Regions from separate parts of the Mus musculus genome. Here all the other regions are linked to region 1. The links are chromatin loops, found by intact Hi-C in ENCODE. Cell type or tissue: heart. All regions are shown on one strand. Each heading gives the region's core, and the rest is flanking DNA. Links, peaks and the distances in the headings are about the cores only.

Region 1 (10,636 bases), core at 2,548-6,547:
CAAGATTGGCGTGCTGAGCTATGTGGAACAGCCTCTGCTCCTGCCCTCTTATGTCAGGAAAGAGACATTTGGTTCCCATTGCAAAGAAGAGAAGACAGAGGCTAGGTGGGAACTCATAGCAAGTTAAAAAAAAAAAGTGGAACCTGAGTGAGCTGGGCCAAGGACTTATAGTGCTCATAGCTGTTCTCAGAAGGGGAAACTGAGGCATGGAGGGGTGAGGTGATCAGCTTGTCCTGACTAGAATTTATTCTTTATGTAGACATAATTCATAACCTGCTCTGCCAACTGTTTCTCTAAGAATGAGTGGGTGGGTGGGTGGGTGGATGTATGATAGATGGATAGATAGATAGACAGATGGATGGTTGGATGATGGATGGATGATGGGTTGATAACTAGACAGATGTTTGGAGAAATAAAGGAATAGAGAGGTAAAATATTGAATAGGTGATAAGTGGAGGAAGGGAGGGAAGAGTGGATGGTGGACAGGGGATGAACAGATTAGATGATGGATGGATGGACAAATGGGTGGTGGGTGGGTGAGGAATTGGACAAATGGGCAGATAGTGGGTAGGTGGGTGGGTAGATGGGTGAAGGTTAGATAGGTGGTTGGTTAAACGACAGATGGGTAGATGATTGGTTGGGAAAACTGAGGAACGGACAAATGAATTGCTGAATGGATAGATGGATGGGCAGGTGGATGGTAGCAAGCACCTTTAGCTGCCGAGCTGGCTCATTGACCCTGCATGGATGGAAGGAAGGAAAGCAGGGCCATGAGTCTCAGCAGGTTGTTAAGGCTCTGAGTTCTGAGTATCTGTAAACTCAAGCAGGTGGGCTCCAGGATGACGCTGACTGGGGCCATGGGGGTCAGGTTCCTTCTGTGTGGTCCAGGCTTTGTAGCCAGGCTACACAGATTCCAGGCTTGACACCACTGCTCACTAGCTCTGGAGCTCTGGATAGTGGCTTCAAAGCTCACCTATGAACTAACTGGGTGTCACAGTGGCACATGCGCTGTCCTCCCTGGCAGGGTGCCCAGGATCCTCTGCTGGGAACTTTAGTGTTGGTACCTGGAGCTGCTGATCCTGATTTTCTCACCTCAGCAAGGGGACCTGGGTCCCTGTGGGGTTAATTTTCTTTTTGAGACAGGGTCTAAGGTAGCCCAGACTGGCCTTGAACTCAGATAGTTAATGGCAGCCTTGAGCTTTTGATTCTTCCCACCTGCTTGGTGCTGGGATCGCAGGTGTGCACTGCTGTGCGCTCTGCCTGGTTTATAGGATGCTAAGGCAAGCACTCTAACCACCGAGTCTCATTCCCAACTGCTGGGGTGACAAGCAGACTGTAAGCTGGCCCCACAGAACAGTCTCTGATCAGGTACCTGGCTGATGGGTAAGCTACTACTTCAGGGTGCTCCATTTGAATTCACCCCAACCCCAGTTGTGGTAACCCAGGAATCTGTCCCCAGACGGAGGAGCCATCTGGGGAAGGTTAGTGATCGGGAGCAAATACTTCTGGCCCCGAAGATAAGACCTATGAACCTGGGCACTAACAGCCACGGGGAAGCCGTCCTTGTCTCCTGTGTGTGTACTGAGTCTGTACCCTCTTCAGCTACTGGGACTGGAGGTTGGGGATCGCTGTGCCAGTGAGAAGACTCAGTAGGTCTCAGAGCCCGGTAGCCTGAATTTGATCCCCTGGCAACACACAATAGAAGGAAAGAATGGATTCCCAAAACGTTGCCTTCCAGCCCACACGAGTGCTCTGTGGCATATATGTGTGCATGTGTGGTGCATGCACACACAAAAATAAATAATGGCTGGGTGGTGGTGGTGCACGCCTTTAATTCCAGCACTTGGGAGGCAGAGACAGGAGGATTTCTGAGTTCGAGGCCAGCCAGGTCTACAAAGTGAGTTCCAGGACAGCCAGAGCTATACAGAGAAACCCTGTCTGGAAAAACCAAAAATAAATAAATAAATAAATAAATAATGAATGAATGGATGTAAAGATTTGTTTTTCAAGAGCCCCTCCATCCAGCAACACATGGCAGACATACACAGTGTATGACCCATGTGTTCATGACACTCCGCAGCTCTGGAGTCCACACCTGCAAGCCATATGACTCACTGTGTATGGATCTAATCCACAGATACCAGAGGGGCCAAGGTAGGCTCCTGTCCCTCCTCAACTTGCACAGCCCAAGGCACATCTCCGCAGGTCCAGATGTGCAAGGTCAAATTCTGTGTGTGGCGACCATCTTGTAAAGTCAGCCCTTCCATCTTATACCTGGAGTGCAAGGAGCACCTTGGAAGGATGCCAACCCTGGACAGGGCCAGATGGTTACCTAGAAACATCCTCCAGGAGTCGGAGGGCACAGAGTCTAGGACTGTTCATCCCACGGGGCTCTTGGGCAGCTCTGACACACTCTGTGTAGATCACGCTTACGGTGCCTTCATCTCTAGAGACAAAGCCAGAGTCCTCACACTGGCGGTCGGCCGGGCCTCATGTGACCATCCTGCACCCTCCAACCCTCCCTGTGTCCCCTTACTCAGAGCTCAAGCCTATCCGGATCTGCCCCGGCCCTCTGTGCTTGCTACATTTGTTTCTCTGCAGCTCTCTGTCTCTTTCAGCACCCAGCTTCAACCAAGCCTCCCTCTTAACCTCAGGAATCTCTATCTGGCGCCCCCCCCCACCCCCCACTCCCCCCTCCCCGCCTCCATTTTCTCCAGCTTTGGGTCCCAGAGCACAAGGCCAGGGATGCCTGCACTTGCTCTCTGGCTCCTTGCTAGACCATCAGCTCCATCAGTAAGGTGTTCTGCTCAGTGCACATCCCCATGACTAGCAACAGGGCTAAGTGCAGAGTAGATAAGAAGCAAAGCCAGACTAGCATCATGGCACACACCACTAATCCCAGCACTCGGGAGGCAGAGGTAGGCAGATCTCTGTGAGTTCCAGGCCAGCCTGGTCTACAAAGCACGTTCCAGGACAGCCAGGGCTATACAGAGAAACCCTGCCTAGGAGGAGGAGGAGGAGGAGGAGGAGGAGGAGGAGGAGGAGGAGGAGGAGGAGGAGGAGGAGGAGGGGGAAGACGAAGAAGCCAAGATAAAGACAAAGGAGCAAGACAGTATGGGGGCTATCTCACTCACTTTGCTTCCTGGGTACCACAGTATGCCAAGTCTAGCATGGCCACACCCGTAGCATCCTAGGCCCCAGATGCAAGCTTGATACGTTGTTACAGTTCCTACAGCCCATGATGCAAGAGCCTCTTGCAAAGATGAGGGAACAGACACAGGGTCACCACAGGGAATGAAGTCTGCATGAATATACAGTGAAGTGGTAAGATGCACACAGAGCTGGCCGGAGATGTGGCTTGATGGGTGCTCACATAGCAAGCCCAAGGCCCAGGGGCCTTCCTCAGCTCCTCATAAACCGGCATGGTGGCCTGTCTGTCATCTCAACACAAGAGAGGCAGGGATAGGGATAGAGAGGCAGAGCGGGGATCAGAGGTTCAAGGTCATCCATAGCTAAGTAGCCTGTGCTGTATGGAATTCTGGGAGAAAGGGAGACAGAGGGAGAGGGAGAGGGAAAAAGAGCACACCATAGTGACTTATGTTAACAGCTAGAGGCAGACAGGAAACCACATAGATCTCTCTCTCTCTCTCTCTCTCTCACACACACACACACACACACACACACACACACACACGAGAAGAAACTTTCAAGGTGACAGTCAACCCAGCCAGAGCTCCCCTAACCCAGAGGAGTGGCCAGGAACAGCAAGTTTCTATGGTACTTGGGTTGGAGACCGAGGCTGCCTCCCTCCACCCAGGTTTCTGTGCCTTGCTTGAGAACCAGGACGTCTTAGGACAGTGGCTGTCAACCTCCCTAATGCTGCTACCCTTTAATACAGTCCCTCATGCTGTGCTACTGTTATGAGTCCTAATGTGAATAACGTGAATATCTGTTGTGCTACCCCAGAGGGGTCGAGACCTCCAGGTTGAGAACCTCTGCTCCAGGACCAGCAGAGGGTCTCTGAGGGTCTCCTAGCCTGGCTCACAGGTGTGTCTGCCCCAGGCCATGGCTCTCAGCTAATGCTACGTTCCGACGAGAATCCTGGAGTCCAGATTCCTCTGTTAAATTTGATTTTGTTTAAGACAGCATTGTCCAGGCTGGTTTGGAACCTGAAATCCTCGTGCCTCCGCTTCCCAGCAGCTCAGCTCTCTAGTGTTGACGTACTCTGAAAGCACAGTTCTTAGGTGAGAGACACAGCCCACGGCTGGTCAGCTGGCCTCACTCTGATTCCAGGCCTTTTCTCTTGGGGGGTGTCTTTGGCCTCCAGGGGGCGATGTGGAGCCCTCAGCATCTGCCTGTCTCCCCTCTGACCCTAGGCCTTGCTTGACCTGGCTGCCTCTGTTCTCTCAGAGCTCTCCCAGCCTCTGTGCAGGCTCCTCCCAGCCCACCTGGGCAGGCAAGGGCAGCACCCAGCGCCCAGCCACCCACACGCTCTCCCCTGACAGCTTCATCAAGCCCCCACCATCCGGGCCCATTGTTCATGACATCTGTTTCAGTAAGTGATTAATTGCAATTAGTGAGCGATTTGAAAGCCCTGGAAAAATACTCAGCAGAAAACTCATCAAGATTAATGAGAGGCAGCCTTTCAGGGAGGGGCTGGAGACCCACTGCACAGCAGGGACCCAGCAGGAGCATCCCCACCTGGGCAGATGTGGAGAGACACTCTCTGAGGAGATGACACCACCTTATGCCCTAACTCACCCCTCCTCCCCCATCAACCACCCTTGGGTGATTTCTCATCCAAATGCATTTATTTATTACCCACTAATAGGCTATTAATAAAGTCCTGTGAGTGTGGTAAGATAAGGAACTGAGGGCAGAGTGGATGGCCAAGCTTCTGGAACATTCTATCATTGACTAACATGGGAGGGCCTGAGCGTGAATCCTCCTGCAGGGAGATTTCTGGGAACCAAGGGTGAGCAAAAGACAAAGCGAGAGTCAAGTCCCGGCTGGGTGCCCTGCTTGGCACATACTTGTCACTCTAGTGTTTAGGAGGCAGAGGCAGGAGGATTGCTGCAGGTTTAAACCCAGGCTAGTCTTTGTAGTGTGAGTTCCAGGACAGCCAGGGCCACCAAGAGTGAGACCTTGTCTCAAAAAATAATAATAAAGAAAAAAATAATAGCTGAGAGACATGTCTGTGACTGAGATCTGGCTACACCACCTTGCTTTCTCCACAGCCTTCCAGATGCCCAGGGTCACATGTCTAGAAGTAAGTGGGTTTGAGGGTGGTGATGGTGGATGATGGATGGATGGATGGTGGATGGATGGATGGATGGATGGATGGTGGATGGATGATGGTGGATGGATGGATGGTGGATGGATGGTGGATGGATGGGTGAATGAATGGATGGGTGGATAGATGGATGATGGATGGATGAATGGTAGATGGGTGGGTGGGTGGATGGATGGATGGATGGATGGATAAAAGTGAGTTGGATGAGGGATTCTAGCTGGACTTCGGATACTCGAATGGATAGATGGAGGGAGAGAAGGGCTGTGATGGCTAACAAACAGTGGTGATGGGCTTCTTGTGGATGGTGGGGACATTAGGTGACTAGGTGGATACACAGTAGTGGCTGGCTAGGCAGGTAGACAGCTGTTGGGTGACTCAGTAGTATAAGGAAGGAGCGCTGTAACCCTTCGAGGGGAAGCACCCTCATGCTTGTTTCTCCGGTGCCAAAGGACTGAGCCTGGGTGTGACTGACTGTGGCCCAACCCCTGACCAGAGGAAGCTGAGGCCCATGGGTGGGAAGGACTTTGTACAGTCAGTCACAAGACTTACTGTGATAGGGTTGAGGACAGTGCTTCGTTCCGACAGCCTGTGAGGCTCCTAGAGAATGCCTGGGTCCCCTCTTCTCTGTCTCTATGGTCCAGGTGGTTCTTGGGCACTTAGACAGGCAAGGACAACTCCCTCCATGGCTCACTCTGCTCTTAACATGAATCCCTTGCAAATGTCCCACATTCTTAGAAAGTCTGTGACTCACTCGTAGGTTTGACTGGCAAGCCGCACAGATCTTCCATCGCCGTCTTCCCAGAGTTGGAAAAAAAGCTCACACCACCACACCTGGCTCTGGGGATTCCGCCCTGGTCGTTTTGCTTCTGTGGCAAAGCAGTTTATTCAGGGCTCGAGTCTCTCCTCAGCCCAATGGGAAGGGACTCTTGCCCACATTTATAGACAAGGACACCAAGGACCAGGGAGTTGAATATCTCTAACAACTCCATAGCTCCAGGCAGTTCCAGCCTCTCTATGTTCCCCTGTCTGAACTCCTAGAAAGAGCCACCAGTCACATGAGCCCCTGAGGTATCGCAAGTGCTCACAATAGAAATGTTGGCGTTTTGATGGTTTCAATGGACTTACCATAAGGCCTTTCATTTCATTTCTTGTAGGTTAGGCAAAGTCCCATCAGGGAGGGCAGCAGGCTGCAGATTGGCCTGCAGATTAGCTACTCTGCTTCCCCTATACAGATCCAAAGATGGCGCCTTTCGTTGCCGGCTGCCACCCTGTCTCTGGGATTCTGAACCTGTCACAGCTGTAGAACTGTGTGTTCTCTTTCATCTGGCATCTGATGTCATGGGAGGGACGGAGCCTGTGGGCTCATGGGAGTCACCTGGGAGGGAGAAGACTATGTGGGATGCCCTGGTACCTCACAGTCCTCCCAAGTGATGCACAGACCTCTCTCCTCTCTGCGGTGGGCCAGGCCAGCTCAGACCCACATGTGTCCTGGTCTCTTAGAACTGGCTGCACACATGTGGCCAGTGTCCCCACACAGGAATCCAGGCAGAGGGATTCCTATGTTGGAGTGGATGACAGAGGGTGCCTCCACTCCCCTGGGCCCTATCTGTCCTGCCTGTGAGGACGGGTGCTGGGTGCTGTAGCTACAATGTCCCCTGTGGAGGCTCTGCTGGGCAGCTTCCTGTGAAAACTCTCTATCTCCAGAAGCCTTTCAGAAATTGGGACTAAGGTGGCTGGGGCCTCCCTCAGTCCAGGGTTAATAGAGTCTGTTCAGATCTACCCTTAATGCTATCTACAAACTGCCCAGAGATCTCAAGACCTGAGCCTCAGGTCACACAGCAGCCACTGGCTCAGCCCTATGCTAACCCTAAATTCCGGCTCCCGTGTGCAAGCCTGTCGTTCGTCCATCCACACCCTCGTATGAATTTGTCAACCTGCTGTCTGAGGCATGTTGCTTGGGTACCGCCTCAAGGAAGCAGAATTTGGTACCCCCATGGGACAAAGATGAATCTCTGGGGTAGGATGTGCCCTCCCAGTGCCCCCTGGAGGCCTGGCCAGATTCACACAGCCCAAACTTCAAACCCCAGAGAGAGACCGAGAAAGTTCCCCCACTTGTGACGGGCAGGCCGCCGGGAGGTGCTAACCATCAACACCTGTGAGGCTTCAGTGCTGCTAGGCTGTGCTGTGACTGCAGAGGGAGCCACAGGCCCGGCCCAGCCAGGACTAGCCCCATCCACCTCGGTGGGCTCCTGGCAGCGGGGTGGGCTGGAGACATCTGGTGTGAGTGAGTGGGACAGGAGGGGGTCAGGCCACTGAGTGGCCCTCCCCTCCTTATTCACCCCTTCCCTGTGACTTTTGGCCTTGAACAGATGGCAGAGGTGGGCGGGGCATAGCTTCTCTCACAAGCTACCACACCCATGAAATTCCCCATTAAGGGAAGGGAGGGGGAGGCACGAACTAAGAAGTGGCCTGTTCAAGGGGCCTGTCCACACAGCCTCTTCCTACCATCTGACCACCTCATTAGAGGCCCTTGAGGGGACTCCTGGGGTCACAAGACCCTCTGTGCCCCTCCTCTAAACAGCCCCCATTCCCCGGAGGAAGTGGGGGCCTTTCATATGTAAACAGAGAGCTGACCTCAAGGAAATCACTCTCCCTTCCTTGATCTCATGTCTAGAAAGCCCGAAGAGGCCAAATGCCAGGTCCCCTGCTGTCCCCAGGAAGCCATATGATGCCTGGGAGGGAAATGGTAGCAGGGAGAGCGGAAACCAGCTCCCACACCACCCGCACTTGTGAGGGATCAGAGCCCAGGAAGAAGCAGCCCACGGATGCCCAGATGCCCATCAGTCATTACTTGGGCCCTGTCCCTTGCCCTGCCTGGGCTTGTGCCTCCGGTACAGAATGCAGACATACATACATCCATTTCTCACGTTGTTTCCTTCCAGGCCTAGGGCTAGCCAGCAGGGGGTGTGCGGAGACTCAGCTCCCCTTTGACCCTTTAGCTGTTAACATCTTTGTACAAGAAAGAGCCTGGAACTTTCTGGGGGTTCTGTGGCTAGAAAGTTCTCAGCACAGGGCGTACATTATAAAGAGCCATCAGAAGCTCAGGCCTTGGCCACCATATTCCTGCCTGTTCTCTTGCCTCCCTGTGGTTCCTGCCCCTCCCCCTCCCCTGTGGCTGGAATAGACAGCACACCTGACAGTCAGAGCTTCTGCCACCCCCAGGGTCCTGCAGCTTTGTTCCTGTTCTTTTGGGTCTCATCCTCCAGAGATGTAGAAAGGAAATAGGATGCCCTGGCAGGAGCTCCTGCTGATGCCTGGGACCCTCCCTTCTTGGCACCTCCCTTAATGCATGTGATGTCTGTGAGTCGGAGGCCTGTGGGCCTCTCCCAGGCCACAGAGCGGCCTGGAATGTGAGTGCGATCGGGAAACTGAGGCCCAGTTTCTGTTGATACCCCTTACCAAGGCTCTGCAGTTAGGCAGTGAGAGACCAGAATTTAGTGCGTGCAGTTGGTCTGGGAGGGAGCCCTGTGCCCTGCTCACTCGGTCTCAGCAGTTTATCTATTGAATAACTACACAAGTGATTGACAGCTGCCTCAAGAGTCCCCAGGGAACCTGGAATGGCCAGTGAGGAAGTACAGACCCTGTGCTTCTCAGAGCCACTGTATGACCTGCTTGAGAGACAAGCGGTTGACCTGCAGCAGTGATCTGCTGGGGACAAAGTTGTCTCCCCCTCCAGATCCCTGAAGGTCCGGAGACACATGGGAACTCACCCCTCTGCCCTCCGCCCTCTGCCCTCTGCCCTCTTGAGCCCTGAGCCAGGGCTGTTGGGGGTCACTCGACAGCCACTCTGTCTGCACGCCCTGGGGACTTGCCCTGTTTGCTCTCCTGCCTCAGCCAACTGACCTGGACAGAGATTAATGTGGCCGGGGCAAAAGGCCACTTGTGGTGGAGCTGGGGCCAGGGGGTCAGGGCAGCCTTGAGGCACCAGGGCTGGGAGTGGTGCCCTGCCATGCCCCAGGTGGCCCGGAGGCCAGGGTGGGCCACAGGGAGGGCCGGTAGGGAAATGGTCCACTCCACCATCTGGTCCTCTCTGCAGGGAGGTCTCCACCCCCCAGCCCCCCAAACAACGGCTCAAATGGCCAAGCGGCAAGGGAGACAGATGGTGTCTGCTTGCAGAGTAGAGGGTGTACTTTGTTCAGAGACATGACAGGCAGAAGAACACACAGGCACATATGTACACGCTCACACACATGAGGTTGTGGAGGAGGGTGGGTGTCTGGAGAGCCTTTGGTCCACACTGTCTAACACACATAACACATACATGTATAACATGGTTTGCATAGGCACAGGCACATGCACAGGGAGCATACGCACGCACGAGTGGGCAGCGTGCACATGTATGCGCATAGGTTCAGACTATCATGTACGCAGCAGGTGACTCAACCCAGAAATGCAGTGGCTATAGTCCCATGACTGTAGACACGTGTGCACGGTGACATACCTACACACGCTATCCTTGCCCTTCAGAGCGCTGCCACCCCCACTGAAGAATAACTCCACCTGTTCCCCATGCACACTCCTGACAGCCATCCTGTACCTGTCCTGGCATGTGACAAGCCCCGGCTGCTGTCACTTGACATTTGTCTTCCAACCAGAGCTCCCACTGGTACACTGTGGGGTCTCCGTCTCACCTTGTCCCTCCCAGTTCTGGATTGAGAACCTTATTTGTCCAGTGAGGGAGAGGTAGGCAGTCACAGCTTACGCAGGCTTACCAGGAGCCACAAGGGACCCCCTGGTCACTGCCCAGCTCTCCTGCCTACCCAGCAGGGTTCTCTAGTCTATGTCTAGCTGTCTGGGGGAAGCATCCCCTTGGCTTCCAGAAGACTCATGCGTGTCTGTCAGAGCTAGAGGTGGGCTAGCAATAGAAACCCAAGTCCCTTTGTGACAGCCACAGGACCCTTACTGGCCGTCATGTACTCTAAGAGGGCCCTGGGTTGATATTACCAAGAACATGCTATAACTCCTTGGCTGCAGGGGTCAAAGGTCTCTGGTGTGGCTTTTTTCCCCCCTATATCACATCAGGCCTGTAAGCTCCCTGGCATGTTAAATAAGCAATCAGGAAATGGCCATGAGGCCTATCAAGGCCCTGAGTAGGGGACAGAGAAGTGGGGCACAGGCAGTCGATGGAGCATCTATTAGGGCGCAGCTCCCGGCTCTCCTTAAAGCACAGTCTGCTGTTCATAACTGACTCCTAGAACAGCACCCTAGGAGTATCCAGCTCTGACCACTGCTCTTCCGGTCCCACATCCAGCCTGTGCTGCTGTGTAGCTCTGGGTGGGTTGC
Region 2 (10,636 bases), core at 2,514-6,513, 100 kb after region 1:
GTGTGTGTGTGTGTGTGTGTGTGTGTGTACACATACCAGGAACCTGACAGTAAACACTGGAGGGATTTGCAGGGACAGATCAGAGGTTACAGAGCCTGGCAGGTCCTCCCTGCAGGGGCAGGTCACTGTCAGTGGAACATGTTGAGAGCCTGGGGACACCGTGGAGGTACCCGTCCACAAAATGAGGAAATAAGGTTGGGTGTGGGCAGGAACCCCCAAGGGAGATAGTTTCTTTAAGGAAGGGGTAGGCCCACTGTTGTGAGTGGGTCGGCTTTGCCTCTTCCAGGTGGCCCCTCCCCCTCCTCTCCAGAGTAGGTTTGAGGCAACAGAGCTGGAAAGAGACCCCCAGCAGGGGTTCCCCAGTGCAGTAGCCCCTCCGCAATGCCATAGGATAGGTGCTAATAAGGTCCCAAAGGGGGACCCACGGGTCAGTGGAACATTCTGGGTGGGAAAAAAAATACAGGATGAAGACCTAAGGCATCCCAGGAGAGGAGGGTGGGATAACAGCCTAGAAGTGGGGAGGTGGGGGTAGGGGTGTTACCTGTGTGGGCTGGGGGTGTGGGGAAGATGTTTATACTTATGGGGGACTTGGATTGTAGATGGCGACTGGAGGGGTGGCTTCTGTGGATTCATTCATCTAACCTTAGCCTCACACTGAAGAAGAAAGTGTGCAGAGACTGAGCTGTCCGGGACAGGTTGTACAACCAGTCAGTCAGTGGTAGGGCAGGGTTTAAATTGTGCTGGTCAGATTGCAGATGCCTTTTCTAGCCTCTCAGCTTTCTTACCCCCACTACTGCAGGGTCCTGACCCCAAATGCATGGGCTCTCCGAATCCCTTTTTTCACGCATGGCCCAGAGCTCCATCTCCGTGGTGGGACACAAGTCCACCGAGATACTGACTCCTCTCTTGGCTCCCATGAGCCCACGTATGGCAGGCAGGCCTTGTGTGGACAGGGTTCATTTCTTCGAGTTGTGGGCCTTAGAGGCTGGTTCTCAGGGTCATTAAAAGATGCCATGTTCTGTCTGAGCCTCGTTGTCCCCGTAGCACAGTGGAGCCTCATACCAGCTGGGCGTGATGATGGCTTAACTCAGGCACTCAGAGATAGGTGAATCTCTGAGTTCAAGGCCAGCATGGTCTACAGAGTGAGTTCCAGAACAGCCAAGGGTACACAGAGAAACCCTGTCTGGAAAAACAATACAAACTTTGTGAATTCTGGGGTGTTCGATGGCTGTGTTCAGCACAGGCCCAAGACCAGAGCAGGTGGCCCAGAGGTAGCAGCTTCTGTCCCCCAGGAGACAAGGTTTCACTGTGTAGCCCTGGCTGTCCTGGACCTTGTATGTAGATCAGGCTGGCCTCAAACTCACAGAGATCCAGCTGCCTCTGCTCCTGAGTACCAGGAATAAAGACACCTGGCAGGTTGTGCACTTTTTTTTTTTTTTAAGATTTTATTTTATTATTATATCTAAGTACACACTGTTACACTGTAGCTGTCTTCAGACACACCAGAAGAGGGCATCAGATCACATTACAGATGGTTGTGGGCCACCATATGGTTTCTGGGGATTGAACTCATGACCTTTGGAAGAGCAGTCAGTGCTCTTAATCACTGAGCCATCTCTCCAGCCCCAGGTTGTGCACTTCTTGTCCGTAAGGGTCTGTGTGTTTCTGGGATGGAAATTTGGGAGAAATTATTCCTGTCAGAATTCCACCCATAGAAAAGAGACCACAGTAGGGACAGTGGGTGTTAGAGCCACTGTGTTCTCATCTCACAGTAGGGCAGGCCCAGCACCAAGCAGAAACAGGACCTCCATGGTCTCAGCCTCCCTTGAGCATAGTCTGGAAGAGACCATCCCACCTTGGTAGCACGGGAAGGCCCTGCCTCCCTCTGCCCGCTGTGACAGGCAGGCCCCAAGCTGAGTTGTTCTTGGAGGATGTCCAGCTGGTCAGAGAGCTGGCCTGGCTGCACTCCTTTGAGAGAGGAAGCTATCAAGGGCCGGCCATGGGAGTTGTAAGGATAAATGGCTCTCCCTAGCAGGCAGCCAGAACGCCTCTCTCCTGGCTAAGGAAGAACCAGGCCTGTGAAGGGCCCAGTGCCCACTATTCAGCTATAGCCCAGAGATGGAAAACCACTTGCCCGGGGGGTCACACAGCACTTGGAGGCCGGAGTACAACCAGGAATGCTCCTGGCAGCAGCTGTGCATGTTAGCAGCTCAGACATCCTTACTGCCCCTGTCACAACCCTGCTGTGCTTATCCTGGAAGCCACAGCCACCCAACCCATGAGCTGTCTCTTGTCTCTCCTCGACTGGACAAGGCCCAGGGGTCAAGTCGCAGGCGTGGCTGTGGCCTAGAGAGGAGGCCCAAGTTACACACCCCTCTCCGGACTACTGCGCTGATGCTAAAGGGTGCCTTTGAACAGTGCATACCCAGGCAGCTGCCCTCTTATGGCTTGGCTTGGATTGGAAGGGTTCGCTCCACCCCCAACCCCTAACCCCACCCCCCACCCCACCTCAGACCCCTTGGTGAGCCCCGCCCCCCAACACCACCGTAGAGCTCCCAGGGGTGGCTCAGCTGCCGCCAGGGTGAGCGGGAGCGTCCTGAGTTGTGGTCCCCCACCCCCGCAGTTCCTTGTGTCTGCTCTTGCTCTGCCCACCCCAGTGCTCCTGCGGGTGCAGTAAGCTTGGCCTGAGCCCCCAGCAGGCCGCGGTCCCCTTACCCTGCCAGCCAGTTGCTGGTCTTAAAGGTTAATCCCCACTCTGTAGCTGGATCCCAGCCCCTCCCGCCGCAGCCCTTTCCGCCCCAGTTAATTAAATCCGCTCGGCTATTGTCAGAAGAGAAACTCGGGTGTTTATTGCGCCTCCAGAATGTCAAAGGCTCGCACGGTTTGAAGACATGCTGGCAGGGAATAGCCCGAGCATATGTCTACGAGGCCGGGGGCAGCCAGGCCACTGCCACCTCCGCGACCTGCGGCTGCTGCTGCTCCGGCTGCCGCTAACTGCCTCCCAGACAGGCACTTGACAGGGCCTCATGTACCAGGAGAGCCCTGGCTGAGCCCCCGGGGAGATCAGCTCAGCTCATAAATATCCTGGTCCCTGAGACTGCTTCACCAAGAGGAATTTAAAACGCAGAGGAAGGAAATAAACACAGACCCTCCTCCTGCACCACAGGGTGGGGAGCCCCTTAGAAGACCCTGAGGGGGCGGCTTCCCCATCTCTCTCTTTCTCCCCTCCCCCGTATCCTTGTGTGTGTTCACGTTTTATTATTATTGGGCAGAAGCACATGGCTAATTGTGATTTTCCCCCCCTCGTGGAGTGGGGCGTGAGATGGATGCGTTCATTTTATAGGGATTTTTTTGTTGTTCTCCCCCCTAATAATAACGCTTTAAAGATGTTTGACATGTGTAACTAACAGCTGGTTTCCCGTTGTGGAAACTGGCCTTTTATTTCGAAGCAGGTTGAACTGTCATTAGTGGTATAATTAGGTGACTGTCAGCGTAGAGCAGAAAGCTGCTTAATTGTAGAGACGGCGTTGCGAGGGCTCCCGTCTTTTCATGGCTATATTTGTTTTAGCTGTTTGAATTTTCATTGTATTTTGGCATTTGGTATGTTGCCTCCGTTTTGTTGGGGTTTTCTTCTCTTCCTGTTTTTAGTGCGTCTGACAGCTGTGTTCATGAGCGCCTGGTCCTGAGGACAGCCGGATCCACGCAGGCGGCAGTACCAGAGCCAGGACGCTGGTCCTGTACTCCCGGGCCCAGGTTGGAGCCAGGAACAAGGCCAAGTGAAGGCCGGCCACTGGCACAGACCTGACCTCCCCAAAAGGCCACCTGAGGATTTTATCCCTCGGCACAGGGTGTTGGAAGGCAGCATTACAGTGTGAGTTGCTAATATGTAGTGAGGCTGGGGGTTGCTGGGTGGCCCCCCAGCTCCTGCTGTGCCCGCCATTGTGCAGGGTCTTTGATGGAACCAGAGTTTGAAAACAACCTGGCTCTATGAAATCTACAGTGCTGTCTTTACAACGTAAAAGCTGGGTTTACCTCTGTCACCTTTTGCCTGGCCCTGAGCCGAGCTAGCTACAGGTGCAGTTTGCTCCCCAGTGCTACCTTGGGACTCCTTCTCAGATCTGGGTGCTGTGTGGGTCTAGGGAACTGTATTGGGTCTTGGATGTTAAACATGTACTGAGAGGTACTTTGTGGGGTACTATGCAGAGTCTGGGGTGCTGTGCAGAGTCTGGGGTTCTGTGTAGGGTCTGGGGTTCTGTGCAGGGTCTGGGGTGCTGTGCAGGGTCTGGGGTGCTGTGCAGGGTCTGGGGTGCTGTGCAGGGTGTGTCTGCTCTGTGTTAGGAAGGATGTAGGAAGTATCTGTCTGACCCCTGCTGGACGGTTGCACACTTTCCCTGGGAGCCAAGGTGCCTTGCGGTGGGTGGCATCTGTCACTGAGAGGCATGCCACAGGAATCACAGCTGCCCTAATGTTCCTCAGGCCTTTCCCTGACCACAGGAGGTCCCAGGTGAAGGACCTCAATGTCACCCTGCCTGGGGTATCACAGACAGGAAGTAAGGTTCTGCAGGCCAGGTGACCCACCTCCAACACCCCTGCACTGAGTTCCTTCTGTGGTGGGGAAACTTGGGGTCCAAGTCGTGAAGATATTTGTGGTGAGGAGGAATAGGGGTGAGAGGGGGGACAAATGTAGACTGAATCCTTGTGGAGAAGTAGGGTGTAGATTGGGGCTTATGATGACAAAAGTTACAGGGCGGCAGGGGAGGGGGGATTCAGGTCAGCCAGAGCAGAACACAGGCCTGACAGGGAGAATCTCTTGTCCCCAAACCCAGTTAGCCGCAGAGACATCTGACACCCCATAATCCTTTGTGCTACACCTAACAAAGCTGGGGATTTATTTTATTTCATTTATTTTATGGTTTTTCGAGACAGGGTTTCTCTGCATAGCCCTGGCTGTCCTGGAACTCACTTTGTAGACGAGGCTGGCCTCGAACTCAGAAAACCGCCTGCCTCTGCCTCCTGAGTGCTGGGATTAAAGGTGTGCGTCACCACACCCGGCAAAGAGTTGGGAATTTTTGAGTACCTGCTGTATACCCCCATGGAGGCTGAGTCGCCCTCCGCCCACCCATGTGTCCATTACACAGGGGAGGGAGGGAGCCCCAGAGAGAGACCCAGGCACTGGCAGGACCTAAGCATAGGACAGAGGCTAAGGGTCACTGTTTCCCAGGAATAGTTCTGCACAGATGGTCAACCTCTGCCTGACTTGAGAACTAGATTTCTTCCTACCCGTAGCCAGAGGATTCAGGGAGAAGCCAAGGTTGATGAAGGCCAGAACTCAGGTTATTGACGCCTCTGGCTCCTTGCATCTCCAGTGGGGCTCTCCAGGCTGGTCTACAACACGTCAGCTGTTGCTAGTGGATTACTACCTGGGCTGACCTCCACCCTGCCTGTGAACAGGATGGTTTGGTGTTGTGCAGTCCGGGGGTGCTGCACAGAGTCTGGGGGTGCTGTGCTAGATCTAGGGGTAGTGGGTGGGGCCTGGATTCTGTGCGGGGTCTGGATGCTGTGCCTAGGTCTGGGCTGCTATGTTGGGTCTGCAGGTGCTGTGCTGGGTCTGAGGATGCTGTGCGGCATCTGGGCCCCAGGATGCTACAGCTGTGTGTCCACCTCTCTCGCGCTTTTCCTCAGCTCAGTAGCCTGGCAGTGGAGGCTGAGGCCTTTGTTCTCTAGAATCAGAGGCAGTGATGGGCCTATGGTTCTTGGTAAGGCTGCCTTCTCCCAGCCTGTCCCTGGTCAACAGGCTGCTGGGGTCGGTGGAGGCGTCTCTACCATGGAATCCTAGTCTCACCTGGGAAGTGGCCCCAGGGTCGCTGCTGGCTAGGCCTCTCCGGAGTTTTATGGCAAACAGATAGATGACAGATGGACAGCTTTGTTGCTTTAGTGCAGGATGGAAAGTTAGACCGTCTCCCCAGTGATAGGCTTCTCTGGAACCCATATGGACCGGTTTTTCTCTGGCCACACCCTTCGCTCCAGTGCGACAGGTGCGTGCGTGCATGGTCACTGTTACCAGCTTTCATCTGCAAAGAGCAGAGTCCAAGAAGGGCTGACTGCCTTGTGCATGGCAATCATAGAGGTGGGATTCAGACCTGGGCCTGCCCCTCCCTAAGCCTCAGGCCTCTTGGTCCACTAGGTGAAATGAATTCCCAACTCCGTCTCTCTCTAAGACGGAGCTGGGAATTCTCTGGGGACTCTCTCCTGCTCCGCTGTGCTAGCCATGATGTGACTGTGTGGTCCCCGCAGCCCCTGTACACACAGCTTCTTGCTCATTCAGACCTCCCCACATCCAGAGCCCCACACCCAACACTCTCACCCTTGTCCTTGTCACCCTGACCCATCATGTTCCTGTCCATGTTTTCTTGCAACACCTTGGAGCTCCTGAGACCAGGAGTGGGGTGTCTCCCAGCGGAGCAATAAACTCTCTCCAAAATGCTTCCAGCTCATGGGTTCTCCTCTGCTGCTTGTCTCCAGCGTGGTACAGGTGCCCGCACAGTGGCACACAGCGGGTGCGTGAACAGCAGGAGCCAATCAGTTGGATGATCAGCCTTTGGACATAGTGAGTACATTCCATAAGTCAGTTGGATGGAGGGAGTAAGTCAGTAGGGAAACCAAGGTTTAGGGTTCTACCTGTGTTGGGCATCCCTTCCCTGGACAGACAACTCTGTGAGAGAAATCCCAATAGCGTCAGCTTGGGGCCACGGCTTCAGGGTGCCACAGTGGGTAGGGCCAGGGCAAGGAAATAGTGAAGTCCTCTCTCGAAGAGCAGTCCACCAGAGGGCCCTCCCAGAGGGCGGGGCTTCTGCCCAGAGCAAGGAAAAGGCTCCGGGAGACGGACCCACCCACTTCTATTGAAGCCTAGCTGGGGCCAGCTCTGGGGTCCTGCCAGACACAGCAGTGCTTTGTATCCAGGCTCCTACTACAGCCACCAGGGTGGGGGCGCTTTGTATTGTAAATTTCCATGGAGAATTATGTCTTAATGTATGGTAATCCTCGGACCTGGGGGCTGTGCTGTCCTTACGCCTGTGGGAGTCTAGACCGCCCCTGGAGGAGGGCTGGAGAGCGCAAGTGACGTGTGGGGGTCAAAGGGGCGTGTCCTGGAGACCCAGGGATTCCCTGAGTTGAGCTTTGGGGACCCTCTGAAGCAGGTTGTCTGGCCTAGCTTCCTGCTTATTGGCCAGCCCTCCAAGGAACCTGACTCTGGTTTTAGACCAGAACTGGCCTTGGGGCTCTCTGCGTATCAGGTACTGGCTCCTGATCCTTCCGTGCTGGGAGAACACATGACTTCTTGGCTCAGCTTAGGCTCGGAGTGAGCGACGCTGTGCCCCTGCCCTATGGGGGAGCGGGGGTGGATGCTAGGGTGGGTGTCGGGGCTGTGGAGAGATCCAGTGATCCGGCGTTCAGTGGCTTTTTGCTCAGTCTCTAGAGAAAGGGGGACAGCCCGGGAGCTCCCCTGGGAAGAACAAGCCATGTGATCAGATGACAGGTACCAAGGCCCTGGGGCTGGGGCTTGGCTTCTGTCCCAAGCTGTGGATTTTCCTGCTCTTGAATGGTTCTTTGGATATTTATTGGAGTCAAGTTGCTGTAGGGGAGCAAAGAAGCAGAGGAGGCTGTGGGCTGGTCGGATAGTCCAATCTCCCAAGTTGAGCGACTGCTGCGGGTAGGATGCTGATAGGGTGAGTGAGCTCAGCAGGGGAAGAGCAGGCACTGGACATGGGAACCATGAGGAGAGGGGAGAAAGCCACAACTGCTACCACCGCAGAAAGGGAAGAGTACTTTGGGGCCCCTCCCCCTCCCCCTCCCCCTGGCGGTCTCCTGCAGTTTAACCTTGCTCTGCCTTCTGCCCCCTCTCCTCCCTCCTCCTCCTCCTCCCCTCTCTCTTCTTCCTCCTCTCTCCTGCCCCCCTCCTCTCCTTCCTGTCGTCCTCTTCCCCTTCCCTTCCCCCTGCCCTCTCCCCTTCCCTCTCCTTCCCCTTCCCTTCTCCCTGCCCTCTCCCCTTCCCTCTCCTTCCCCTCCCCCTCCCCCCTTTAGCCCCACCCCTGCCCCCTTCCCCTCCTTTCTGCCTCTCTCCCTCCTGGCTTATTCCCCTGCTTCCTATCTCCTTTTCCTTCTTCCTGCTCCCTCCTGTGCACTGCCCGCCCCCTCCCCCCACCCCCTTAAGTAGCATCTGTTTCAGAAGCCAGGAATTGGCCTCTACACACACTTTAGCCATCTTCCCCATCCCTCCCAGGAAGGCTGAATCCCCCGCTGCAGAAGTGAGGGGGCCTGGCAGGGTGTGTATGTGTGTAAGACACACACACCCCAGCATTCTGCACCAAGACTGCCTGCACCTTAGTCCTGGACTAACTGCCTCTAGGACTGAGGAGGGCACCCCTGCCATGTTCCCACAGGTACGTGGTGGCCTGTGCAGGAAGCCCTCCTGTTATCTTCTGGTCCCTCCCTGAAGGACCAGACCCATTGCTAGAGGGGCAGGCGATTTTTGGAGAAGGGGGTGGTGGTATTAGGTGATCAGACCCACGGCTAGCCAATGAGCTCAGCTCTGCCACCAAGCTGCCCTTTTGTTGTGTATTTTGAGATTGAGTCTCCCTGGAGTTTCCCAGATTGGCCTTTGAACCTACTATGGTCCTCTTGCTTCAGCCTCCCAAGCAGCCTGAGCCACCACAACCTCATACTTGGAGGGAGGGACCAGTGTGGGGGAGGTACCCTAAGTTCCTGAAACATAGGCAAGTTGACTGCCAGGAGATAGGGAGGCCAAATTGCCAAGCCGGGGAAGGTGGTGATAGATGCTAAGCTGAGACAGGATGAGAACTGTTCACCCCTAACAGGCCTGAGCCCCGTAGCAATGGTCGAGAAGGGCTGGAGAAGAGCTTCCCAGAGTGTGGAGAGATCCAGCAAGCCTTCCATGGGAGCTCCACCAGGCTGGGGAGGAGACAGGGGACAGGGGACTTGTTGCTCTTGGCTACATATTGAAGGACAGGCACCAGGGACACTGGTGCCTGGATCTTTCTGAGCCTAGGGCAAATGAGACTGATTTCTTGCCTAGTTCTCCTGCCTGCTTTTCATTACCTCGGCCTTCTAGAGCAGGAAGGATGGAGTCCTGCCCCCTCCCCAGCCGTCAGCCCCCAGAGAGGTGCCCAGCGTGTATAGAAACACAAGCCCCCTGGGCTGTGTTTCCCATAGGAAGGTGGGGCTGGCCTGGAACTCTGCATTTTCCAAGTCCCCAAGAGGATTATAGGAAGCAGATCCTGCAACATGGGCTGTCTAGGGTGGAGATGCCAGGCTTTCCCCGGGGGCCTCTGCTCTCACTCTAGCTGTGGCAGCAAGAGAGGCGAGAACACTCGGTGCCCCCCCACCCCCCAGCCAACAGGAGCCTGGTGTCATCTCACCTAGCGCTCTGAACCTGGCAAGTGTGTGCAGATGCATTTAGCACCCGTGCAGGCTTTGAAAACATTCCCCCTCTTCCCCAGGGTGGCAGCACCCCCTGATTAATGTGTCTCTGCAAGAAGGAGCTTGCCAGCATTCCACATGACCTTGGCTCCCAGCGCCTCTGCCTTCAGGGTGGGTCTCAGCTGCCGAGGTTGGCTGGGGTTCAGAGGTCAGGGAGACCCCCCCTAGCCTTTGAACAGCGAGTTCAGAGTCAGAGGTGGGGTTCTGGGATTCTCTTGGGGGCCCAGACAGTACCAGGAGGACCCAGGCTAAGGGCATTTCCCTGCGTAGCTGGCGTGTAGGGTAGTCTTTGCTCTCTCTGCACGGGTCTCTGCAGACTGACACCTGGGCCAGCGTACCCCAAGTCCAGGCCTCTGTGCTGATGGAAACAGAGTCTGTTCACAGTTCAGGGTATCTGGGACGGGGATGGCCTGTCTCACACCACACCCTTTTCTCTTAATGCCTTCTCCTTCCCTGGATCCCGTCTGCACAGCCAGCCCCACAGTTGGTCGACTGCTGCCTTGTCACTTAGCTGTTCTGAGCCAGCGACCGGGAGGCCCCGCAAACTGTGGCATTTGCTGAGCGTAAAAATTCAATTAATTCCAGAAGGCAGATTAAATATAAGTGAGTTTTAATAATTTGCTGTAAAGTCGGAGATTACTGTGGGCACGAAGAGAGGAACACACGTGTGTGTGCCTGAGCAGGCTGGCACAGCCCCAGGGACCCAGCTGGGGATAGGCTGGGGTAGCTTCCTGGAGCCTTGCTTCCCCCCACCTCGCCCCCAGAACACTGCCCTGTCCTCGAGGGGACCCCATCCTCTGAGATGCTTACCTGAATTCTCCAACTGAGATTTGGGAGGACAGCAGACCAAGAGTAGCCCAGCCTTCAGGAACTGAGACTGAGAGCCCTGTGTATCTCACTGTGAGCAGGACCCTGCTCCTCAGTGGCTTCCACCCCCAGACTCACCTCTCTCTGCCAGTGACTACTCAGTGTGTTCTTAGGTCAGGGTCTAGCATGCTTTTGCTTTTATACCTTTTTAATTTTAATTTTAATTTTCTTTCAATAATTTATTTATTTTTAATTCCCTTTACATCCCGATCGAGCCCCCACCTCTCCTCCCAGTCTCTCCCATTATCCCCTCCCCCCTCTTCTCAGAGAAGGG
Region 3 (10,636 bases), core at 4,034-8,033, 61 kb after region 1:
CATGTGTGTGGTCATATCTGCAAACTGTCTGGAGAGTCTAGAGCCATCTTTCCTCCTGGGTGCGTTACTGTCACGTCTGTGCATATGGAATGCTCTCTCTGGAGCTCCACCTCCTGAAGTTAGAGCCTCCTTCTGCCTTTAGCACTCTATACCTCTGCCTCATCTGGTTCCTGGAGCTTGCCCTTGGCATGGAGTGGTACTCAGCAGGGAGGGGCAGGCGGCCACAAAGTCCAGCTGGAATCCCTTCAGCCCCCTGGAGCCCAGCCGCTCCTGGCACAGGCCCAGCATCTGGGACTCAGTGGCAGCCCAGCACAATAGAAAGATGAAGCGTGGGTTCCCGGGAGCTCAGGGGCCTGGGCCTCACTGAATGTCTGCTGTGTGGTTTAGTAGTGATCAATAGGAAAAGACAGGGCTCTGAGTAAACCCAGGATGACAGCCAAAGGCTGGGCCAGAGCCATGCCTGTTTCCCAGGGGGAGAGGGCAGAGGTGTACCAGCTGAGCAGGTGAAGTTGGAGGAACATAGTCCCTCTCCAGGTACCCTGCAGCCAGGTTGCACAGAGCTCTGAGTTCTCTATGGACAGGTGGGGGACACACCGCCACCTGCAGATGAGGCCATTTCTGTGCCTCAACACATAGGAGAGGAGCCATTCTCTCACCTCTCTCCTGTGGAGCCTTGAGCCCTGCTGCTGGTGAGCGACCAGACTGTACCATCCACCGTGACCACATCTGGATGTCTTTCCCAGAGGCACATCGGTAGGGCAAGCAGGGGATGGTGTCGGAAGAGTTCAGGGCCAGCCCCTTCCTGGGCCCAGGTTGGAAAGCAAATTTGGCCATGTTTATTACTGGTCTTCCTCCTGGGCCCGACCACCTCCTGCAGTATCCTTAAGATTAAGTCTGTCGTCCCTGCTTGGAAACCGGTTGGAGTTCCATGAACCTTGCAGGGCTACATCATACTCACCTCTAGGAGAGACAAGGAAGAAGAGAGACAGGACGGAAGCAAGGAAGGCAGGCAGGAAGGAAGGAGAAAGAAAGGAAGGAAAGAAGGACAAAAGGAAGAAAGAAAGGAAAGAAAGAAAGAGAAAGGAAGGAAGAGAGAAAGGAAGAGAGGAAGGAAGAAGAGGGGAGGAAAGGAGAAGAGAAGAGGAAGAGGAAGAGGAAGAGGAAGAGGAAGAGAGGCCTTTCCTGATCTAGGGGAAAGAAATAGAAAACCCACCAGGCAGTGCTTTGATCCCAGCACTCGAGAGGCAGAGGCAGGTGGATCTCTGAGTTCGTGGCCAGCCTGGTCTACAGAGTGAGTTCCAGGACAGCCAGGGCTACACAGAGGAACCCTTTTTCTAAAAACCACCCCCCCAAAAAAAAGAAGGAAAGAGAAACCCCTAAAGCCATATATCGGAGTTTGGCCCCACTTCTCTCCTGAGCCTCATCCCGTCTGTGAGGTGCACAGTAGGATCGGCAGGAACCAAAAGTACCTCAGCTCCCAAGAGCTCTGGGAAGCCCTCTGGTTGAGGACATTTGATGCTGGGGCCACAGCCTGAAAGTTTCCACAGGCTCTCTCAAGCCTGACACCGCTGAGGAAGCCATTGAAAATGATTAAAAATAGTTCCCTCCCCGCCCCCCAGGTCCTGCCTGCCCCCTCTGCTGATCCGCCGCCCGCCCCAGGCCAGGCAGCATGAAGCCCTTTCTTTCTCTTCTTTATCTCCCCAGCGGAGCTTCCTACAGCGGTCATTTCATTTCATTTCTGGTCTTCCGAGAGTGACATTTACATATTAATATTTTCCGAGGGAGTCTCGCAGGCTGCAGCAAGTGTCTGCCTCGTGGCCTCAATAATGTGAGCTAGATAAAGCTTGGCTCCTGGGTGAATCACAGCCAATACAAGCCTGTGACCGGGGAGGCCGAGATGTTCCCTTTGGCATGTGGAGCAGCGCTCGACAACTGATTCAGTACCCTGTGCCCCCAGCGTTATCTCCACTCGCAGAGGGCCTGTCTTTGTCAAGTGCCCTGCCTCCCCACACTTTCCGCCCCTGTCCCCAAGATGCACTAGGGACAAGCTTCCCAGACTGGATGCTCTGACAGATGTGTGAGCTGCAGCCCCGGCACAGTGAACTGCCAGCTGGATTATCTCTCCCTGCAGGGCCTGCCTGGGATGGCCGCTGTCCCAGCAACGTGGGAATCTTCGCCTCCGGGTCCCAAGTGGGCCATGAAGCAGAAGGGCCTTGGTGGTAACTGACAGAGTCAGCTTTCTCCGGATGCAAGGGCTCTTGAGCGTGGGAGGTGGGAGAGGGAACCAATGTGGCCTGGGTCCTGCTGTGTGCTGTGCCATCTCATTACCTGTGAGTCCAGGAGGTACCCGTCACAGCGTTTTACACCAGAGACCCAAATACCAAGAGGTATTTGTGTGACGGGGCTGAGGTCACACAGCTGGGAGCTAAGGCTTAGTCACTGTGAACCTACTGAGCCTCCAGCCCCAGCCCTGTCTTCAACCACCCACTACCCTCCATGACTCAATTTCCTTTGCAGGAAAATAAGGGATATAGAACACGCCAGAGCTGTGTCTTATACAAGAGTGAAAGATGATTGATTTGAAAGGCTGAATGTGTCTGGGGGTTCAGGGGTTACATTGCCAGTGTACACATATATAGCAGCGCCCCAGATGTATGCCTAAGTTTGGGGATGTGTTGAGGTATACGCATGTGACATAAAAAGGATTTGTCAGGCGGCTCGCTGAGTTCGAAGCCAGCCTGGTGTACAGAGTAAATTCTGGGATATCCAGGGCTACATAGTGATATGCCATCTAAAAACAGCAACAGATTCATTCTGTAGCCGAAGATAACCCTTAACCTCCTGACCTGCTTTCTGTACTTTTGAAGTGTCAGGGTTACAGGTGCACCACCATCATGCCGGGTTATGGGATGCTGGGATGGAGCTCAGGACTTCCTGTAAAGCCGTGCAAATACTCTGCCAACTGTACATTCCCAGCCCTAGAGTGACCTGTGGTGCTTCTTCTCTACCCCCGTATCCACATGGACCATGATAGAGCCAAGAGACTCCAGAGCTGCCCCCACCTCCAACCCCCCACCCTGGGGCTCAGAGCACCAGTCACTTCTGGGGACACTCCCGGGACTGTCTTAGTCAGGGTCTCTATTGCTACAATGAAACACCATGACCAAGAAACAAGTTGGGGAGGAGGCAGCTCATTCGGCTCACAGGTCCGCAGCACTGTTCTTCATGGAAAGGAAGTTAGGACAGGAACTCAAGCAGGGCAGGAACCTGGAGGCAGGAGCTGATGCAGAGGCCATGGAGGGGTGCTGTTTACTGGCATGCTCCTCATGGCTTGCTCAACCTGCTTTCTTATAGAACCCAGGACCGCCAGCCCAGGAATGGCCCCACCCGAAATGGGCTGGGCCCTCCCACATTGATGGATGGCCCCGCCCACCATGGGCCCTCCCGCTTGATTACTAAATGAGGATATGCCCTAGAACTGGATCCCATGGAGGCCTTTTCTCTACTGAGGCTCCTTCCTCTTAGATGACTCTAGCTCAAGTTGACACATAAAGCCAGGCAGTGTTGGGTGTCTGAGACCTGTGGGCTGTCTCCCTTCCTCAGCTATGACCTCATCAAATCACTGTTATCCATCATGTGTGATCAGGAGCCAGGCGTGCCCTCCAGTGTGGGGCTTCCCCAGGGCATGATGTTTTCTCTCACACCCTCTGAACATGCCAGGGCTCCTGTGTGCCTCCATGTGGCCTGTCACATGTCAGGTCCCTCGGTGGGGGAGTTTCCACCCAAGTTCATTGTTCGGTTCAGAAGGTTAGATGCTTAGCGGGAGGGAGCCTGGTACTGTGAGCAAGGAGTCTAAAAGTAGTTTTGTGGTTTTTTGGTTTTTTTTGTTTTTTTTTTTGGTTTTTTTTGTTTTTTTTTTTTTTTGGTTTTTTTTTGTTTTTTTTTTTTTTGGTTTTTTTTTTTTTTGGTTTTTCAAGACAGGGTTTCTCTGTATAGTCTTGGCTGTCCTGGAACTCACTTTGTAGACCAGGCTGGCCTCGAACTCAGAAATCCATCTGTCTCTGCCTCCCAAGTGCTGGGATTAAAGGCGTGCGCCACCACCGCCGGCTTTTTTTTTTTTTTTTTTTTTTTTGAGACAGCATTTCTGCTTGGCCTGGACTTGCTGTGTGCTGGGATTCAGGATACCTGGGGCTTTGTGCATGTTAGGCAATGCTCTACCAACAGAGTTACATCCCAGCTAGATAGTAAAGTGTGTCTGGACTAGATTGTCTGACAGGCAGGATCTGGCCTTTTCTCCTCAGGATGGCCTTTTGTGATAGCCTCTGGGCCTCTTTAACCAGCAGCGTCCAAGCTGAGGCTCTGCCCCCATGATGTCACTGCCTCCCCAATGCCCTTTCCCCCACAGTCTGACATGCTGTGGGAATTCAGACCTCAGCAGAGTGTCTGGCAGGCTCAGGCATCTCAAGGGGAGAATTCGTACTCCTCTTAGGAACTGTCCTGGGCTCTACTCCTATTTCAACTTCCGGCCTGTCAGGAGGCTGAGAGCCCCTCCCCACACCACTATCCCTTTGCGGAAGAAAAGGCTTTTCAGGCACCTAAGAGAGTCCTCTCGAAGTAGAGAGGATGCTTCCTAGTTGAAGGACCCAGGCATGATGGGCATCAGATACCAACAGTCCCCAGATGTCTGGTCAAGCCCTTCCAGAGACAGCCTGGAAGACACTGGCCGAGTTGAACATTGTTCAGGGCCAGGAGGCCTGGGGTAAGATTGGCCTAGTGGAGCAGTTTGTCCAAGGTCTTCCTGAGACCTCTGGGTTCAGTACAGTCCCAGAAGACCTGCCCAGCAGCTAGTGACCATTGGCTGCTGTCCAGGATTGATTTGGGGGGGGGGGGCTCCCAAGGCAGGGCAGAGGACAAAGAATACTGGCCCTGGGGGCTTGATTTCTGACTTCATGTACACTTAGACCAGAAGGAGCTTTGAGTGGTACGATCTCCTTTAATCCCAGCACACAGTAGGCAGAGGCAGGAAGATCTCTTTGAGTGCAGCCTGGTATACACAGTTCCCAGACAGCCAGGGCTTGCCTAGAGACCTTGTATCAAAATGTAAAATAAACCTGACAAGAGACCCTCACCTGTGTGCATGCCTCACCCATACCCTCACATTGAGGAGCCTCACCTCTGCCCACCTCCTTGACATCTTGGGTCTCTTCCTCTCTGGCAAGGATCCTGCCCCAGGCTCAGCCTATGGTGTTGAGAGGCCTAGGTACCAGCCCCACTTAACCAGATCTCTGCTTGTCTGGGAATGCTCTGAACTCCAATCTAGTCTTGCGGCTATCTCTGAAGTCCCTTTTGGATAGGATCAGGTTTCCTTCTCCTCCCTCCTCGGTGCTCCCATTTGAAGTGGGGAGCGGGGTGTTCCCCCTGCCCCCCTTGAATCAGGGAGGATGACTGTGGGGGGCAGGGACTGTGCTTGGCAGAGGTTTCTCTGTCAGCTTTCCCACTTAGTTACAATGCGGAGCCTGCTGGCGCTCAGCCCAGGGGGTCGCTCAGGGTTTCCACATAGCTGTTTTAAGATCTTGTGCTAATGAGGCCCTGGCAGCCCCAAGATCCCAGCAACTGAGTGTGCCAAGGAGACTGGACAGCGTTCACATTTCACATGCCTTGACGGTCCTGGCCAGCAGAGGTGGCTGGGAAGTTCCTGCTTCTGCCCTCCCACCTCAGCCTCCTCGGAATCCTCAGAGGCCCATGGGGGGTGGAGGGGCATTTGGAAGGCAGACCACACCCACTCTCTCAGCCTTAATTTCCCTGTGGGCCTTAGAGCTACCTGGGAGGTAGGAGCTGTAAGGACTCTGGGGCTTGCCTTCACTCACCCCAGCCTCAGAGTCTCAATAGTACCTCTCTCCCTCCCTCTCTCTCTCTCTCTCTCTCTCTCTCTCTCTCTCTCTCTCACACACACACACACACACACACACACACACACACACACACACCCCGCTTCTTCCAGGTCCTATTAGGTGTGGGAAATACTAAGAAGAAACCACTTCTCTATGGAACCTACTCATCTGCCCTGTGCCACACACCCCACCCCCCAGAGCTGTGGTCAGGATCTGCCACAAGGCCTCTTCAGTTCCGGGCCACGCTGAACACCCTCTATCACACCTTTGCGTGATAGGTGGTGGTCAAGCGGCACGTACCCATCCTGTAGCTGGGAAAACTGAGCTCCTACGGGCCGCCCACAGAGGGAACGGGAAGCTACGGAGTCTTGGGCCTCACAGTAAGCTTTGCCTGTGATGTAGATGTGTCAGATGCAGTGCGGGTCCCCTCAAAGGCAGCGGTGTGTTGGGTGATGAAATGGTCTTTGGGTCGGGAGTATCTGGGAAGCCCTGGGGGCTGATTAAGGGAGCCCAGGCTGCCTCCTGCCCCCAACCCAGCAGCTGGGGATGATGCAATTCCTAGGAAATAGTGGGGCAGGGTCCTCTGAGTGGTTCTGAACCTAATGTAGGTTTCAGGGGATAGCCCTGGCAGGCTCCCTGTCCACTGCAGGAACCTGAGAGTTCCCCAGGGGAGGGCTCCCACACCTGCCTGACTGCCATCACAATCTGAGACAAAGAAGGGCAGCCAATCAGGAGGGCCCTGAGTGGAGGATGACACTGTATCTCCAACCCTTGAGTGCCCAGCTTGGGCTCTGTGTCCCCCACCTATACTGAGGGACCAGCTGCTCCCTCTTGGAATTAAAGCTCTCAGTTGGAGACTGCTGTTTATGGAGATGAAAGGCTCCATCCCCCAGATTCCCTAGTTTCCCCAAAGCTGGCTGGCAGGCCATTCGCTCTCTGGAGGGAAGCTGGGCCAGGCTTTGTCCCTTGGAAGTCACCAATGAAATGAAGCCTCCTCAGAGTTCAGGCCTCATGAGCAGAACACCAGGAATCCCGCCTGCTGGTTGCCTCTTGCTAGCTGTGTGTCTCGGGAAAGGTCTTCAGCTTCTCTGGGCTACCATCTAGCTGCTCCTGAAGTTTAGGATAAGAGGCATGTGGTGCCAACACTGGTATGTGGCAGTCACTGTGGATGGCACCCTGGGCCCAGGAAGGCACCCTGCTCTACAGCCTGTCACACAGAGGCTCTGCAGGTGAAGGAGGAAGTGGGGGACTCCAGAAGAGTCCTGAGGCACATGGGTACCTGGTGGAGATCTTGTCCATCCCTCAGGGGACTTGGCACCACAGGCACATGCCACTTAGACCTGCTCACATTCCAGCCTAGGAGTCTGGGTCAAACCTGGGATTTAGCATGGAGTGTGCTCAGCTACCTGGCAATGCTGGCTCTCTCGGCTTTTCCAGGCTCTCCCAAAGCTCCGCACCACCTGCGTAGGGCCCACTAGTGACTCACAGTGTGAAGATTTGCTCGGGAGACCCCGCCCTCAGCCGACCTGGATCCCCTGGGGGTTGCCATCATTTCCCACAACCTCTGCTGCAAGTCACCTCTGGGTTGCATCACTGTCAGCCGCTACACCAAGCAGCCACTACCCACACACCTGTGCACATATGCAGGGCCTGGGCTCTGAGGGATTTGGTGGGTGCCTGTGGCATCTTTACCCTGGTATGAGAGAGGTCCTCTCCCTTAGAGATACAGGCTGCTGTCTCTTCCCTTGACCATGGACTATTACTTCAGACTTGTAGGAAGGCTGTCTGCATGATCTGAGGCTGCCTAGGGCTATGGGGGACAGTCAGTCCCAGACCTGTCTTCCTCCTTCATTGACCCTTGGTCCTGGTACATGATGGGTCGGCAGACTTCCTCGGGGTGGGATACCAGCTAGAGTCACACACAGAGCCCAGAGTTCAGGTTTCCATCCCAGGTACTTGCATGTTTCACGAGAGCAAGGTGAGCCATGTCTATACTGTGTATATTGTTCTCAAGATGTCTTGATTGACATCTTGTCTTCATACTTGTTTGCTGGCCCTAGTCAAGCTACTGAACCTCTCTGGTCAGCAGTTTCGTCCTCGGAAGCAGCTGTAGCAATAGTCTTTCCTTAAACGTTAGTACCTGTACCCAGACCTACCGGTGTGAAGGTGGTCTTGGTTGGTCTATCCATGGCCAAGCCTGAGTCCAGCTCAAACCTCCTGCCTACATCCTGGATGCCTCTAGGGGGAGGGATGGGCTGAATTGACCTGACCCAAGGAGCAATTATGGATGCCCCTCTTAGTGTTCCTGATATCGTAGCTCCAGGACAATAGCACCAGGCTGAGCTGTATCAAGTATACAGATGATACTTGGGCCTCGGTTTCCCTCCATAGCCTGCAGGCTCTCAACAGCCAATGCTCCAGTTCTGACAATCTCCCTGTTCCCCCTTGTGCCCAGCACCCTATGAAAAGCCTTCCTGGCACCAGCTGCATTGACCACATGCTAGCTCTGAGACCCAGACACAAGCCTGGATCCTCATCCCATCTGTCAGATGAAGGATAAGGTTTACAGAGGGACACGGGGGACCCAGGCTTGACCCCAGCCTTTGGCGGTTGCAGATGAGGCAAGAGGGGGTGGCAACACACTGACATCAAGTAGCCAGGACCCCTGGAGTCAGGGTGCAGGGTCCTGAGGTCAGAGGTTTGCAGACAGAGGCTGGGAGCAGGAAGATGGGACAGTACAGAAGCAGCAGGGGACAACACAGGAAGGGGGTTCCATGAGAAGCTGTTGACAAAGCACTTTCATCTGGGCAAGATGAAGGAGCCTGTCTCCTGCTGATCTCCAAGGACAGACAGGTTAAGAGGACTATCATCTCCTTCTAGAAACCAGAAATGGTAGTTAGATTTTTTTAAGATTTAAAAATTTAAATATATATATATATATATATATATATATGTATGTATGTATGTATGTATATGTATATATGTGTATATATATGTATATATGAATATATGTGCATGTGTGTATATATACTTATATGTGTGTGTATATATACATGTATATATGTGTGTGTATGTGTGTATATATACATACACACATAAGAGCACAGTGCTCACAGAGGCCAGAAGAGGTTGTGAGTCTCTGGAGCAGGAGTTACAGGTGGACATGAGCTGCCATGTGAATGCTGTGAACTGACTTCTGACCCTCTTGCTAGAGCAGTACAGGCTCTTAACCACTGATCCATCTCAGCAGCCTCCGGCAATTAGCTTTTAACCTGCTTTGCCATTAACTGGGAAAGGCCATCCTTTGTTGCTGGGGGTTGTTGATGTCCTAAGAATTCCACTGGGCCAGGTTTTTTTGTTTTTTTTTTTTTTCAGGGTAAATTAAGACTTATCAGTGTGCAATCAGCTCATCTGTTATAGTAGCCGCAGTGTGGATGGTAAATTAAGTTCAGAGTAGAGGTGCCAGAATGGAGTTATAGAAATGCTACCCAAGGGGTAGGATTTGGGGACCCTCCCTCCCTGCCTCCATGGATCTCCTGTGGCATCCAGGTGGTCCAGAGGAGGGGCCGGTTCAGTGGCAGGAGAATTCAGATATGCCTGGAAGTTTGGTGGGCAGTGCCTGCTGCTCTCCTTGCCTGTTCCGGGGACGGCTCACCCGTGTGCGCACCCTCTGAGCAGATAATAAGTTATGAAGACAGATGGATGGTGTACCATCATGTATGAGCAACCTGCCTAGAGCTGCCACTGGACCAGAGCAGCCGGTGTCAGGTCCAGGATGAGGGTCACAGGCCCAGAGATAGCACCAGCCTACAAAGGAGGCAGTGGTCGCTTACTAGGGTGTGAATGCCTTCTGCAGGGGACGGGGTACTACTCCCTCTGAGGAGAGTTGTTAGCTATAAAGCCCACGCACATGACATCTAAAGGAGAGTCACATCAGCTGCCCACAAAGATGAACCCAGAGGCCAGCGAGATGGCTCACCAGGGACAGTGGCTTGCTGCCAAGCCCTGAGGACCTGGGTTGGATCTCCAGAACTCACATCATGGAAAGAGAGAACTGCCACTTTTTCAACGTGTAGTCTGACTGCCACACGGTGCACCGCGCGCCATACACTCTCACATGTGCTCCCCGCTCCCCACCCCACCCCCAATACTGAGTAAATATGATAAAGAATGAAAATGGGAAATGGTTGTGCATGAGGGAGGACGTGTATGGGGCGCGTGTTGGGAGAGGAGGGTCACTGCAGCTGGAAATGAAGGGAATAGAGAAATGTTGCTTCGAGTGGGTTCTCATCATGGTCTCTACGGATAGATTAGTTTGCCTGTGAGGTGTGTGGAGGAAGCAGGCATCCAGGAAGAGGGGTGGTTGGGGGAAGGAAATGGAGGGTGGGAGGAGGGGGAGCACAGGTGAGAGGTGCTGAGGCAGAGGAAGGGCTGGGAGAGTGCTAAAGAGATGGGCAGGGCTTGGCAGTGGTGGCGCAAGCCTTAAATCCCAGCACTTGGGAGGCAGAGGCAGGCAGATTTCCGAATTCGAGGCCAGCCTGGTCTACAAAGTGAGTTCCAGGACAGCCAGGACTGCGCAGAGAAACCCTGTCTCGAAAAACAAAAACAAAAACAAAAAGAGATGGGCAGGGGTGAAGAGCTTATAAGACCTTATAAATTGCAAGCTGTGGAGGCCAGGCAAAGTGCCCTTCCAGGCTGTACAGAGACATCGGTCCTGCCCTGGGGGACACACAGAGAGACAGGAG

What was found. Peaks named below come from ENCODE experiments on the same cell type or tissue, not always from the same donor. Only the 100,000 strongest peaks of a DNase experiment are listed, where the experiment ranks them.
Region 2: a loop joins it to region 1, with 2.3 times the contacts of the local background. A loop is called at or near these places in 4 of 42 quality-filtered maps.
Region 3: it touches region 1 in a loop (1.9-fold over the local background); 2 of 42 quality-filtered maps call a loop at or near these places.

Annotation. Positions count from the first base shown.
Region 1 is chr8:120,400,397-120,411,032 of GRCm38, forward strand. It overlaps a transcript of Gse1 not described here. Among named protein-coding and RNA genes, the nearest start is that of Gm39264, 60 kb to the left of the region's middle. In heart, for the core only: a CTCF peak has its summit at 4,317 (motif pointing right); a DNase peak (open chromatin) is centred at 4,358; H3K27ac peaks cover 1,578 bases.
Region 2 is chr8:120,502,372-120,513,007 of GRCm38, forward strand. It overlaps a transcript of Gse1 not described here. Among named protein-coding and RNA genes, the nearest start is that of Gm51556, 17 kb to the left of the region's middle. In heart, for the core only: a CTCF peak has its summit at 4,397 (motif pointing left); a DNase peak (open chromatin) is centred at 2,820; H3K4me3 peaks cover 1,330 bases; H3K27ac peaks cover 2,604 bases.
Region 3 is chr8:120,460,356-120,470,991 of GRCm38, forward strand. It overlaps a transcript of Gse1 not described here. Among named protein-coding and RNA genes, the nearest start is that of Gm51556, 25 kb to the right of the region's middle. In heart, for the core only: no CTCF peak of the experiment used is centred there; DNase peaks (open chromatin) are centred at 5,594 and 6,227; H3K27ac peaks cover 2,648 bases; H3K27me3 peaks cover 1,321 bases.